Linked DNA regions of Homo sapiens: region 2 is linked to region 1. A link is a contact called in ENCODE Hi-C or POLR2A ChIA-PET data. All regions are on one chromosome and are shown on one strand. Each heading gives the region's core, a stretch centred on a gene start or an enhancer-like site at or near the end of the contact. The rest is flanking DNA. Distances are from core to core; before and after follow the strand shown. Region 1 holds the start of CPE (carboxypeptidase E). Region 2 overlaps CPE (carboxypeptidase E).

Region 1 (4,510 bases), core at 1,311-3,810:
AGAGTCTCCTTCATTTAAAAAGGAATTGTAAAGTACATATTGTACAACACTTCCGAGTTTGTCTCTGTAAGAGGAATTCAATCAACGTATTTTGAATGTATGAAGAATAAAACATTTTATTTTAATACACTGTGTTATGCAGCTATTGATGGATTCATTTTTTCCACACTGCATATTCAGTATTTTTCCATAATGTAGATTATTTCATAATGTATATTCAAGCCCGCTGTGTGCCAAACATGAGCTGGGTGCTGGAATCAGGGTCCCCACTTCATACAGCTTGCAATCTAAAAGAAGGATTTGCAAACCTTGATGAACTATATATTCCAGATACTTAAGCAAAGAAATCATTGTTTTCATTTTCTAAAGCATATCACATTCTAACTGTAATATCACTTTAAAATTTTATTTCCAAATTTGAAACAACAAAAAGTTAAACATTAGCTTTCATATAATCTCTTGAAGTAACAACGCAAAAAACTCTGGGATCAATCTACAAAATAGAGTAACAAAGGGTTCTCATTAAGTAAGCAGCAGGAGACTCACAAATACTTACATTAGCTTTAACTGTGCCTAGGATATCTTGGCTTTGGTTATTGGATTTAGCTGAAAATCAGTTATCACATTTTAAATTTTTCCCTGTCTTCAGATAACAGTATGAAACTAAGTTTCAAAATGTCCAATCCTACATGCTGAATCCTGGTAGATAAGAGTAGTTAATATTAAATGTTTTCTAGGATCTGATCTTAGAATTTTGACAGCAAACTTACATGAACCTTTTTTTCTTATATTATTTGAAGGTAAGAAATATTTCCTGAAGATTTATTCTTGATCAACCCACCTACTATATATTTGAAGATCAAAATGTCTATTGATCACTTATTTTAATCTCTTCTCAGTTTGGTTCTTACGTATCATTATAAAACTATACTGGCCCTGCACTGAGAATTTTTAGCCTACTTTTCTTGCTTGCTTTGTCATTAAACAAAAATTAAGCATCCATCCCATGCTGATATTATTAGCACAGATTACTTTAGCTGTACCTTGATTATCAGAAGACCAGGCCCAAATTATTTCCTAAGCAGAAACATAACGAAAAAAGTCCCAAGAACATTTTTAAATACCTCTTTATTAATACTAAATGCATCACAATTAACATAAACCAAAAGGTGCTTTAATATACTCCTAGGAAAGACGAATACAGATGGTTATTTGGGAACATCAGTTGGAATAAAGACCCCATCACAAACTATTCATCTCAAATGGTTATAGCAGAGAAAATGGAATACTCCTTTTTCCTTGGAAAGGCCTTGTGCAGTTTCAAAATCTGGTTTCAAAAGTCAGAAACCACTTTTCACCCTGGTAGGAGGAGGGGCACCAACGTATCTTTATACACCACCACCCCAGATTGGCAATATCCCTAAGATTCCCCAAGCATCCACAGCAGCGAGTGTACCTAATACGTATACACACACAGGTAGAGATGGGTACACAGAGCCAATAAACTGGTCCTCTGGAAATTAGAGAAAACATGATAAATGACTCTTTCTCCCTCGTTCTCCTTTCCTCTCAATCACTGCCTTCTGCACCTTATCTTTCTACTCTTGTCAGCAAGGAAGACCAACCCCCCTTGCGGGGGACTCGCAATCATTCCTTTGGGTTTTTCACACAGCAAAGTGAGAGCGACCGCTGGGGTTGCGTGCGTCAGGATTTGTTTTTTCTGTATTGCTATCCCCCCCATCCCCCGCCACCCCAGCCTCCCAAGCCTATACTTACTAGAGGGTGGCCTAAGGTCTGGGGAGATGGGATTGGTGCTGGGGGGATGGGACGGGAAAGCAGAAATTGGGCCACTGGCGCTCTAAGTCGGGTTCTTCCCCATTTCCATCCCTCCCTCCACTTCCCACCTTCCACCTTAGATACCTTTTACCAAGAGGCACCCCTGGGCCCATCCCTCCCTCCTTCCCCCACCGCCACCAGTCCCACCCTCTGCCGCCCCCCTCCGGGATGCCCCCAGGGCTGTCAGGGGGCAGCGCCCTTACCAGGCTCATGGACGCCAGGGTTGTCGGACAGCTCGATGACCAGGAGCTCCCGGCCCTCGAAGCTGCGCCCCACCGTGTAAATCCTGCTGATGGCGGTGCACTGCAGCCACACGGACACGAGCGCCTCGCGCAGCTCGGGGTAGCGGTGGTACTCGAAGGAGATGCCGTCCTCTTGCTGCAGCCGCCGGCGCCGCCTCATGCCCGCCGCGGGCGCCCCGGGCTCCTGGGCTTCGGCGCCCAGGAGCCACCCGCAGGCAGCCAGTGCCCCGCACAGAGCCAGCAGCGCGCTGCCCCCTCGCCCGGCCATCGCTGCGCTCCGCCGCCGCCGGCCGTGCCTTCCTACGCGGGCGGCCTCTTTTGTCTGCCCGGCCCTGGGCTTAGCCCGCCGGCGCTGCTGGGGGCGGCAAGTTCCGCACCAGCCTCTACTCGCCTCACCTTCCCCGGCTGAATGAGTGTCAGCCCGCGCACTGGGGCCACCCAGAGGAGACGGGCAAAGCCGCGGCTCCACGGGCTGCACTACTGGCCGCGGAGCCCAGGGGAGCTGCAGGAGAAACCACTGCGAGGAGGGGGCCGGCGGAGAGACGGGCCGGCGTGGATCTGGGAGGGCTGCTGGCGTTATTTGCTGGCTCGGAACCACGTCAACAGCCAAATGGCGTCCGGGACGACGCAGGTGAAATGACAGCTAAGGTCCGGGGTTCGGGAACGTTACTGTCATTGAGACACCCATGACCCACCCACGTCACTGCGTATGGAAAAAATATTCTTGTATTGTTAGTGGAGCCTTTTAAAGGGACATCTATTCCAAGCCTACCAGTTTCCATCTTGATCCACCAAGAATTAGAGAATATTCCAGAAAAAAGGAAGTACTGGCAGCCACTTGCCATCTCCTGATGCGTCTTTCATAATTGTATCAAGAGTCAAAACACAAACCCAAGGGTTGGGTTTTCATTTATTAGAAGGTCTTGCTGGAAATCAGAACATTAAGTGCTTTGATTTAGAGGTTTAAGAGAATAGAAATGCTTTCTTCCAATTTGTAGATACTGTCCTTAATTGTATTTATGCACATTCCTAGATTCTTCCAGAAAACAAACAGACAAAATAAATAAGGCAATGTCATATGGCTGTGCCTGCACCAGCCCTCCTCTTTAATACTATGGGGAAAATAAGTACAACTCTGCTGATGCTTTAGACAAAGGATTTAGTTTGGCATTAAGATTAAATCCTGTTAAGAAAACTCTGATGATGACATGACACCTCCGTTCCTTTTGCAAAGCTATTGTAAAAATAAAAAATCATTTACAGCTTTAAATATCCACCCCTTAGTCGGGATTTATATTCCTGGAGCAATGTCTGGAGCAGATGTTACTCTAAAGAGGCTGCTGTTTGGATTCAGGGACAGCACAAATCTAAATTAATAAATAATCCATTGGGTATTGCAACCGAGCAGGAAAAGTGGACACCATGCGGGTAATTTTCCATGTTAAGCTTCTTTGTTTTTCTAAACTTGTTCATTCTTCACCTGTTTAACAATGCATTGCACATAATAAAAACTTTTACGTGGAAAAGGAGTTAGATATTTAAGTCATCTTATTGGATCAATAAATAAAAGCACAGACATGGTTGGTAAGGTGCTGCTGGAGGGGCTGGCTTTAAACACCCCTATGTACATATACTACAGCAGCATGGATCTTCTTTTTTTTTTTTTTTTTTTTTTTGCGTTTTCGGGGAGAAACTGTCACTGTAAACACATGGCACTCAAGTTGAATTGATGTGGATCCAGCCATTTTTTTTTTTGTCAATGTAGGCAGAGCTAAAAATTGTATATTTTCCACTATGACCAGTCTGTGCTTGATTACATGGTCCAGAAGTTTGAAATCAAACTTATAATTATATTTCTAAAACCATGCCCAAAACAGCAACCTTGGAAGCCTAGAAAAAAAAATTGAGTAGCTAAAACCAAATAACTTCAGAAGTAGGAGGTTAAGATTTTCATGTTAGCAATTTAGAGTAACCACACTAATTTGTGGCTAGGTGGGGCATACTGACTAGTAACTACACACATAAACAACATATTTTTCATTGAAGTCCTGTGTTGTTCCTTAGCTGTCTCTTTGAACAAAGGATATGCGTTCTATTTTCTCCAAAATAAAAAATTTTGGAATGAAAACTTGGTCTTTGAATTTCTGGGCTATTTTTAGGTGTAGGTCAGCTGTACCAACTTTACTGGCATATGTATTACTTGTTTGTGGCTTCATAGGCAATTATACAAAAGATTATATATCCACCCTGATTGCTGGATTTAAAAAATTTTATTTTGGAGAAAAAAAAATTGTAATGTGTAAAATCATGCCTACTATGTGGTCTCACTTGTTGGGCAGGGGGTTCTCTTTTACAGCTTAGTTGTTTGTTTCCCTAATCTATAAAATAAAAGGTTTGGATTTTTCACTCTCTAACGTTTGCTTGCAACAGAA
Region 2 (4,880 bases), core at 1,060-3,559, 62 kb before region 1:
TGGGTTCCCTCAACTATTCATTACACAAGTGTTTATTGAAAGTCTACTATGTGCCAGACCCTGGGATTGCAGTGAAAAACAGGGTAAGCTTAGACCTTACTTTCATGAAATCTAAAGTCTCCTAGATCATGGGTTCTGAATTCTGGGACAGCTGCAGCACTGTAAATTTTCACTGTTCTTCCTCAAGGTAATATAGGGATTCTCATAGTGCTCTGACTTAATGGCACAGAATCAGAACTAGGAACGCATGAAAGGTTGGCTCAATTCCATTTTCACCAGAAAATAAAAGGATTGTTTTATATAAGGTCTGCCTGTTCCTACACCATTACTCTCCAGTAGAACTTTCTGCAGTGGTGGCAATTTTCTCTCTCTGTACTGTCCCGGGAAATAACATTTGAGCACTTGAAATGTGGCTAGTGCAACTGAGGAACTGGATTTTTATTTATTCTTAATTTTAATTAATTTAAATTTAAATAGCTATATGTGGGTAGCATATTGAACAGCACAGATCAACCTCTGATGTTTTGATGTTTATGGGGCCTTGTTATAATCTGGAAACTGAATTTAGCACTTTTGTATGAACTTCCTGTATGTTGAGTTTATTCCCATCTCAAGAAGATAAGTTTGAGGAATATCAGAAGGAAATATGGAAGTAGTACTGTGGATACACTAGCACGAGCTGCTGTATATTTTTGGTATAAAAACTCAATGTTTTGCTAGGCTGGGTACAGTGGTTCATGCCTGTAATCCCAACACTTTGAGAGGCTGAGGCAGGAGGATCACTTGAACCGAGGAGTTCAAGACTAGCCTGGGCAACATCGCAAGACTCTGTCTGTACAAAAGAATTACAAAATTAGCTGGGCATGGTAGCATCCACCTGTAGTCCCAGCTACTCAGGAGGCCAAGGTGGGAGGATTGCTTGAGCCCAGAAGTTCAAGGCTGCAGTCAGCCATGATCACACTCCTGCACTCCAGCCTGGGTGACAGAGCTAGACCCTGTCTCAAAAAAAAAAAAACAAAAAAAAAACAAAAAAAAAAAACAAACTCACCGTCTTGCTGTAGGAAGAAACTTTAACTGGAAAAATTTGAAAAGGTTTTGACAAACCCAAAAAGTTATTTAAATAGCAAGAATTTACAAAAAGAACGCTACCTTTCATACAAAATATGAATGCATTCCTACTTCCTCTACCAGCCAAAAAGATAATCAGTCATGATTAGAAGCATTTACCAAAGTCATTTTGACTATATCTGCATTCACAATCTAGAGTAGCAGCAATTGGGCTGGAGCAACAGTGGTCATTTTCATTTGGTCAAAATATGCATAAGTCCTCAACCATAATTCATGCCCTCTATCTTGCTTAGGATGAAAGTTGAACTCAACATTTTGACTCAACTCAGAGCCAAAGGAAAATTTCTTAAAGATCTGTAAAAAGAAAACCCAAATAGGACATAACAAATAATTAGGCGTAATTGGAACCAGGATCTCGTGGAAAATGCCCACCCTGAAAGTTATAATGACTGGTTCTAGAATGCTACTTGTAAAATAAGGTTAGCGAGTCTATGAAGCTGGCTTGAGAGAGCCCCCAAAACCCCAGTACCACAGTGGTCTGCTCCAGAGACAGGCCGTGATGGAAATTCAAATGATGGCTCCACTCTGTAGCAAATGGAGTCACTGGGACGTACTATGTCACAGGAAAGCCAAGGTCCACCAAGTGCTATTAATCTGGCCTGTTAAGGAGTTCAGGATCTATAGGAGCCACTTCCTCAAATTGCTTCATTCTCCAGATACTCTGGGTTTCTTTATGCTATTTGAGCCATTGAAAACACTTTCACTGTTCATCAGATTAACAATCAAATCAAGATTCTTGAGAGTGAACGGGGTCTCGACGATTAATTCTGCCAGGGAAACAGTCATAAATGGGGCCATCCTGAGCAAACCCAAACATGTGGTCACCCCCTGGGAATACTGCTGTAAAGGTCCAGGTGTGCAGTCAAGATCTAACTCAGCACCTGCACGTCTCCGACTTTGCCTCCCTTTGGATGTGCCTTTGTACTGATGCATTTGCCACCCAGTGACATCTGCATTTCCATTGATGCAATAGCGTTTTTATACTTTCATTATTGAGATTAGATTGTCAGAGCTGAATTTTTAAGATTCATACCACACCGGCATTTGCTAATGCTGCACATGAAAGAAGGAGCACACCAGCCTCTCTGGCAACCAACAAGTTCCAGGTCTCGGAGGCAGTTTTCAAGTGCTAATTAGTTAGTGTCTATCAAGGACTCAGAAGTCACTGAGGACAACCCCTCAAGGCAAATATTTCCAAATCGGTGACATAGGGGCAGAGGTGGTATTTTCTGACTCACTCCTTGGAATTCTCCCAGCAATGATGCTAATGTTTATATAGGGCTACAGGAACTCAGTTGGGAAGGTACGAGGAAAAAATCCCACAAAGTGGATAAGACTTAAAGTACCTAAATTATTATAGAAGTTTGCTCTTGTTTATTTCCATGGTGTGCATATGAATCATGAAATCAGTGGCATTTTTCCAAATCCTGCACACCAGACCACTGTTCCAGAAACCACAGCTTGTGTGTGTGGGGGGGGGTGGGGTTGTGAGAGCAGCAGCAGCAGCTAAGGGGATTCTGAAACTTATCTTTGATTAATTTCTCTGCAAATGAATACTTTGGTACACTTCCATATTGCCAACATCTATATTACAAGGGGCTCAGTTCAAACTGATCTAACTTCTAGATAAGTAAAGAGCCAAAGTTATTTTCTATAATAATGAAGATGAACTTTAAAACCACCATTCTTCCTGCCTCCCACTGATATATCCCTGGCAGAAGAACATTAGGAGTTTTTCTGGTTAAAGCCTTCACAGCAGGAGCGGCATGTTGGGAACCTAGAAAGGATACACAGAGAGTAAAAACAGAAAAACACACACACATGCACAATGTTTATAGTAGGAAAAACTGAAGAAGGCAAGAAAGGCTGATATGGATATCTAATGCAAAGCTATGTAACAATATAATTGCACTATGCAAATGATGATCTTTGAGCTAAGGTATTAAAAGCTAAACAAAAAATTATAGAAAACAGAGAAATAAACTTCATAAACAAGGGAATTGCATTTTGTTCATTTAATGGGCTCACGAGCTGATCTGGGGAGTGCTTTAGCCCTCTCATCATGCTATCGGTTCCTTGATTGCCTCAACATGATTTTATCCAGAATGTTGACATTTGCTCTATTTGTTGTAAACTGCTCCCCTCTTCCAATCAGTCTGCTGCCCCTATCTTTTATATATAGAAATGTCTAGCAGCAACCGTAAATATATATTTTCTCATTAGTATCAATATAATTCTTTGATTAGAAGTCTCTCTGGATTTTTTGTAAGAGGAAGAAATGTAACATGAACCTCCTGTCACACTGAGAACTGAGATATAAGTTTGAAAGTAAAGTAAATCTTCAAAGTGACATGAGTCACATTAAAAAAAAAAAAGCTTCAGCCGACTTCTGCCACAACACATTGTTCCTTTTATGTGGAGAAATTGGCAATAGAGAACACAGATGGCTCTTCCATGAATAATTTATTTCTAACAATTTAACTAGGAAATGAATTTCTGTTGACTTATAAATCAGAATGACCAACAATAAAGACACAGTCTACTCTCCTTTCACAGTTAATTCTATTCCCCCTCCCCACCATCTTCTTCTACCTTATCCATTTCTCTTTCACGTGATCTTTTTGCTGCCTTACTAAAATTTTAAAGTTGGCTCAACCCAAGGCCACCTTTTGGGAATTATTAGACAACTGCTTTTTACGTTGTTATTCTTGTTTTGCTATTGTTCTTGTTAACATTGGTTTGGTTGGTTGGTTGGTCGGTTTTTCAAACATGATGCTAGATTATTTATCCAAAAGCATCTTCAATGAACAAGGCAAATGAAGTGTTTCTCATTATTCCCTTTTTTCTAAGTCAGAATTATAAGAGACAGAATCTCTGAAGGTTTAAGCTTCTTCCTGACTGAAAATCAGACACCTTTGGAAACACTTACTCTTTTAAAACACCAGGACAGATATGAAGCTTTGCACCAAATCTGCATTTCTACTGGCCTGCCCAATATTAAAGGGGCCAGCCTTAGAACTAGAGGTGAACTATGCATCTCTACCTCTGATTTTTGCCATCCGTGCACATCCTTTGCGCAAGCACTCTTGAAACTCTACTACAAACTCTACAGTCCATGAGTGCCAAGAAATCCAAAATCAGTCCATATAAAGTATTGCCCCAGTCAAAGAAGCTGGCATTAGCCTTTACAATCCTTACTACCCACTAGCCTGGAAGTCACGATGAACTCTTCCACTGCATTAGATCTGTTTCATCTTTTTAAAACCATGTTAATTTTAGTGACTTTGTAACACTCATCGTGTTTGAAATGACCCATTCAAATTATCCATTTGTCTTTCCCACTAAACTGTAGGACCCAGGAGCAAGGGTTATGATCGCTTTGTTCATAGTTAGAATCTCAGCACAGTGACAATCATATAGGAGATTCTCAATGAATACATGTTGATAAAATACACCAATGGAGGGGGAAATTGTGCCTCAAATAAAGAAGGATAGATGACCAATTGTTTCCCCTACTCTTTCCTCAAAGGCTTTTTTGTACTACCAAATATACCTGTCACTTTCTCTAGACCAAAATGGCCTTCCTAACCTGAGGACTCATATCCAGGAAAGCCCCGTGCTGCAAAACAACTCCCTCACATAACTCCATTTATCAAACTTCGCCAATATTGCTCATACTCATTCCCTTCTGAACATTCTCCCATCCACTACCCTCATCATCTCCCACTGGGTCTGTTAAAATAGTCTCCTAA

What was found. Hi-C counts contacts between places; a loop is a spot of excess contacts on that map. ChIA-PET counts read pairs that join two places held with the same protein, here RNA polymerase II (POLR2A). Pooled maps may share reads with other maps.
Region 2: a loop to region 1 is called in a map of CD8-positive, alpha-beta T cell, with 2.2 times the contacts of the local background. The contact joins the enhancer-like site here to the promoter of CPE in region 1. A Hi-C loop is called at or near these places in 4 of 168 maps with a recorded cell type or tissue (CD8-positive, alpha-beta T cell, Caco-2, PC-3 and 1 more), 1 of 37 single-sample maps with no recorded cell type and 1 of 50 pooled maps. POLR2A ChIA-PET finds 5 or more read pairs at or near these places in 5 of 52 experiments (HepG2, MCF 10A, OCI-LY7 and 2 more).

Annotation. Positions count from the first base shown.
Region 1 is chr4:165,377,058-165,381,567 of GRCh38, reverse strand. It overlaps CPE (carboxypeptidase E), which reads right to left and starts at 2,560. Exons shown (of 9, transcript NM_001873.4): 1 at 2,040-2,560. The coding sequence starts at 2,346. RefSeq lists an enhancer at 244-788 and a silencer at 2,268-2,527.
Region 2 is chr4:165,438,183-165,443,062 of GRCh38, reverse strand. The region is part of intron 1 of CPE (carboxypeptidase E); the gene reads right to left. Among named protein-coding and RNA genes, the nearest start is that of MIR578, 54 kb to the right of the region's middle. Within about 2 kb of position 2,309, at least 3 of the 41 ENCODE cell types and tissues checked have a DNase peak (open chromatin) inside an H3K27ac peak, as active enhancers do; they include PC-3, where a contact is called at or near this core.